Linked DNA regions of Homo sapiens: region 1 is linked to region 2. The links are chromatin loops, found by intact Hi-C in ENCODE. Cell type or tissue: HepG2. All regions are shown on one strand.

Region 1 (2,500 bases), 170 kb after region 2:
GTCTACCATATGTAGAGGTAATATATTTAAAGCAGTAGTCAATAAATGGCAGCCATTATTATTGTCTCTTTTGGGTCCTAACTGCTGGTGCCCATGAGGAGCATCTCTCCTATAACTAACTGCCTTCAATTTAATGCTCACAAATGCAATAGGCGAGCCTTCGTGATATTAAGTGAGAGAACAGACCATCTTCTGGGCTAACAGCCACTTTGGAGCCTGACTCCCAATTTTCTCAAATACCTACCCGCTTTGGCCAATTTTTTTTGTATCTCACAGACTGTAGTTCTCTCTCTCAGGCATTCGTGGTCTGGGAAAAATAGCTAAGACCATGAAGATCTTTATAACTGAGTGGGCTTTGGTGTGTAATTGGCCCTACAAAAGGAAACAAAACCACCATGTATTGATATCTACGTGGATGATTCAAGCATTTTGCATATCTTATTTAATTCTCAAAAAAACATGTAAAGAAAAAAATTATTGTTTGTCCCATTTTCATATGGAGAAACAGGCTGAGAGTAAGCGATTTCCCCCCTAACACAAAAAGTCCCATGAGTGACATCACTAAAGTTTGAATACAGGTTTTTCTGGCTCAAAAAGCTGGTGCTCTTTTTACATACCACCTGATAAAACTTTCTCTCTAACCATCTTTCTGCAGGTCCTGGGCTTTCTCTGCTAGAAGAGGCTGAATTCCTGGAGTACCTAGAGTACAGAGCTGGTGAATGACCTCTTATCTCCCTGCTCTAGCCTGTCCTATGTAACTTGGTCCCAGCCACCTCTCCTGTGGACTTTTCCTTCTTCTGAGCTTTTCCAGATGCTGGGCTGAGCACAGATTCTGGTTTGATGGCATCTAGTCTGCAGGAAAACATAGTTTGGCTTTGACCAGCACCTGATAGACTCTTCTGCTCTTTTGGACTAGTCTTCTAGACACTAATGGCAGTGGAATTTGACCTTCTGGTCTTCCTTTTATGTTTGCTAAAATAAATGAAGCCAGTAATCCCAACAGATAACCCAGTATTCCCACCACATGGCTCAGGACTGCCCCCATTCGAGGTCTGTGATCCTGAGCATCTTTCACCAACAAATATACCACTACTAATCATTAAGGTGACGGTTTACTGAAATCCTGCTGAATACTAAGCCAGGTGCTGGTTGTTTCACATAACTTATCTCCAATCCTTTCATCATTCTGCAAGATAGTAATTAGTATTGCAATTTAACATTTAAATGGAGGCCCAGAGAAGTTAAGTAACTTCTCAAGGTAACACAGCACAACACATCATTAGCTTCCTTTCATACCTTTTCTTTATTTCTTCCTGATTCTTTTCTCCAAATGTATCTCTAAGGAGCTCTCCTTAGCCCTGTCCTCCTCTCTCTTGATGATTTCCCCTGTATTATACTTTCTTCTGGCTTCTGCTCTTATATCTATGTGGATGACTTCTAAAATGGCAGTTCCAACAGTGGCCCATCTACGTTGTCCAAGAAAGGCCTTTAGAAGTCCCATTAATGTCTTAACATATCTTAACCTATCACTTGTCTTTACCCTTAAACCTGCTCTTTCTCTGTCTTTGAGAACATGTCCACTCTCTGGCACTCAAGTTCACAGTCTTGGTATTCTTATGGGCAGATTCTCCTTTTCACTCACCTACTCTGACACTCAGTCACTAAGTCTGGCCCTTCTCCTCCATTCTCTTGATGGTGAGTCCTATTCAGTATCTCATTATCTCCCACCTGGCTGATTGCAATAGCTTTCTTCAAATCTCTCTGCTGTTATTCTCCTTGTCCTCCTCCTTCTTAGACCCTGTGGCAAGATTTTGTCTTGGAAACACCTCCTTGCCTCAGGAGCCGCTGGTAGACCAGCAGCCTCCATGATCCAGCCCAAGCTACTTTCCCAACCTAGTTCCCCATGATTCCCCTGCATGTCCCATTTGTACCAGCAAACCAAGCAACTCACTTTCCCAGAGTATGTACTCAATTCTATTCCCTGAGTGCGCGCACACACACACACACACACACACACACACACACACACACACAGAGTGCAGTTTTGCTTATGATGTCATGGAATGTTCACAAAGGAGGTGACATAGGAGCCAAATCCTTGGGAAAGGAGCAGTTAGGCAGCTGTCTAAGAAGGGGCAGGGTATTAAAAGCAGAGAAAAGCACTTGCCAAGACAATGGTGAAGTAAAAAGAGCACGGCTCATTCAGGAAACTACCAGGATTTCAGAATGTCCATGTGGCAGAGCAAAGTTTGGGAGTCAAATAGACCTGGGTTTGGGTCTTAACTCTGTCACCTTTGTGGTCAGCTCTGTGATCCTGAACAGGTTTCTTAACTTTCTGAATCTCAGTATAATAAAGGTAAAAATATCTCATAGGAAGTTTCTGAGAACTTGTGAAAAACTTTTATGTAGGAGGTATGTAGAGGGTCCTCCCTAAAATTTGGCTATGATGTTAGTATCATGGTTATGATGATAGAGGAGGATGGATCCTGGTGGTAAGATG
Region 2 (2,500 bases):
AGATTCCACATGGCAGTGACCCTTTAAAAATCCACCACTTGTCAAGTTTTGGTGTACTATCAAAGAGGAATGTCCACAGTTATCTGAATAGATTATTAAAATACTTCTCCCTTATTCAACTTCATGATGTGTGAGGCCAGGTTTCTTCATATCCTTTAATCAAATAACACATGACAATAGGCTGAATGCAAAATATATGTGAATCTGCTTTGTATGTTAATAAGTCAGACATTAAAGATGTTGCAAACCTGAAACAATGGCATTCTTCTTACTAATTTTGCTATGGATTTTTTTTCATTAAAATTTATTATTTAGATTAACATGTAACAGATTTATTACTGTTATTTTAAGGGAATCGATAAATGTTTTTAAAAGTTCTCTAATTTCTGACTTGATAAATATTACTAGACATGACCCACATAAACAAAACCTCTTTAGAATCCTGTCATTTTTAAGAGTGTAAAGGAGGCTCAGTTCAAATCTTGGTTCTGCCATTTACCAACTGTGCTATCCTGGGCAAGTTACTTAACTGCTCTGTGCCTCAATTCCTTTATCAATCAAATAGAGATAATTTTAACCTATCTCATATAGATAAGTTGTAATAATTAAGCTTAACATATATAAAGTGCTTAGAACAGCTCCTGGTATATAACAAGTGTTATATAAAGATTCTAATGATAATAGTTACTATAACACAGCATTGTAGTGCTGTGTTATAATAGCTATTGGTTATGGTCTGTGTTCCAGTCTGTTTTCCCCACCTGAGGCCTTGGGGCAGGCTGTGTGGCTCCCCCAAGATCAGGGTCTGCTGTCTCTGATTGATCTCTGAGTCCTAGCACAAAGCTTGGCACCCATTAGGTAGTCATAAAGTTTGGTGAGGAAATGAATGAGTAGTTGGGGGAAGGCAGGACAAATTCCAGACATTCCTGATAGGCAACGAAGTTCCCCTATGAAGAGGCTAAAATCCTAAGTGGTAAGAGTGAGACTGTAAGTGGAGGTGGAGGCACAAACGGGAACTGGATTGAGGTGGGAGCAGGTAGAGTGAGAGTCTCAAACATGTGCAGTAACTGACGGAATAGCCCCTTATGACATACAGTCTGATGCCTGGTGGGGAGGTGTGCCAGGCTGAATGAAGACACCAGGTGAGACCGGCCCCACCTGCTGATGGGGCTGGGTAACACAGCCTGCTTTATTCCACCTGGATGGCCTCCGAACCTTCAAGACACCTTGGTTAATAACGGGAATCTCTGCATCTGCCGCCGCACTGCATGGGGCTGGGGAGATCAGAGAGAAAAGAGTTAGGCTGAAGCACTAAATACTAGTCTCTCATAATTTCCGGATCTACATTTTACATGACTTGGCGTGTTTGACCATGTTGTAATTGTAAATGGTTACCTCAGTTATTTTTGGACATCCAGGAAGAAAGGGGAAAAATGTAGCTCAGTACCTACCCTGCGTCAAGCACTTGATTAATGCTTTCACATGTAAACCTCAAGACCACCTCATGAGGAAAGTGCCCTTATACCCATATTGGATATGAAGAAACTGAAGCTCAGGGGATGTAAGTAATGTCTCTGTGGTCACACTGCTAATTGGTGGTCTAGCTGGGATTGGAACCCAAGTCTGTGTGAATACCATGTCCCTACCCTTTAAAAAAGCAAATTTTATTTTATTTTCTATTACACAAGTAAGGCATATTATCTAAAATTGAGAAAATACTGATAAGTAAAAAAATAAAAATTATCCATAAATTCTGCCATTCAGATATAAGAGCTACAATCACATTGGTATGTCTTTCCAGACTTTTTTTCCGCATGTATATATTTGTAACCAGCTTTTCTGCTTAACGATATATCATAAATGTCTTTCTGCATCTATAAACGTATTTCTGTATCATTTAAAAAGACTGCATAGTATTTCATTTTATGAATGAACTGTTTATTTAACTGATCTTCCGTTGCTAAATATTTAGGTTATATCTAGCTTTTTACTAATATTAAAAATGCTGCAGTAAGCATCCTTGTAGTTTAATCTGTGTGTGTATTTTTACTTCCTTGGGATAAATTCCTAGAAGTGAGATTGATGATTAAAAGCGCATTTTGGTTTCAAAGACATATACTATATTGCCAACTTGCCCCACCCCCGCAGGAAACTTATAAATATTTATTTCCCACTACAAGTGTGTGAATATTCCTGTTTCCCTGCACCTTCAACAAAAAGTGGGTATAAAAAGATGTTTGCTTGTTGGATAGACAAACAAAATATTGGTTTTAGTAAGTCCATATTCTTTCAATCTCACTTTCTTGCCTCTTGATCCAGTTTGAGTAATGCTCTGTATTAGGATATGAAAAGTCTTAATATGTTGGTTACCCAAGGTAACCAGGTAACCACTCCTGCCTGAGCCGAGTTGGGTAGAAGTGGTCAGGGAGCCAGGTGGGAGGGAAGGTATGAGTCTGAGTTTGGTGAGGCAGTAGGACAGGTTGGATGGAGAGGGGCTGGG

What was found. A loop is a pair of places that touch in the nucleus more often than their neighbours do. Peaks named below come from ENCODE experiments on the same cell type or tissue, not always from the same donor. Only the 100,000 strongest peaks of a DNase experiment are listed, where the experiment ranks them.
Region 1: a loop joins it to region 2, with 4 times the contacts of the local background. A loop is called at or near these places in 2 of 110 quality-filtered maps.

Annotation. Positions count from the first base shown.
Region 1 is chr1:56,234,590-56,237,089 of GRCh38, reverse strand. LOC124904186 (a long non-coding RNA gene) reads left to right here. Exons shown (of 4, transcript XR_007066107.1): 4 at 656-2,500. Among named protein-coding and RNA genes, the nearest start is that of LINC01767, 180 kb to the left of the region's middle. In HepG2, a CTCF peak has its summit at 1,042; a DNase peak (open chromatin) is centred at 939.
Region 2 is chr1:56,407,921-56,410,420 of GRCh38, reverse strand. It overlaps LOC124904185 (a long non-coding RNA gene), which reads left to right. Exons shown (of 2, transcript XR_007066106.1): 2 at 1-254. Among named protein-coding and RNA genes, the nearest start is that of LINC01767, 5.8 kb to the left of the region's middle. In HepG2, a CTCF peak has its summit at 1,148; a DNase peak (open chromatin) is centred at 1,140.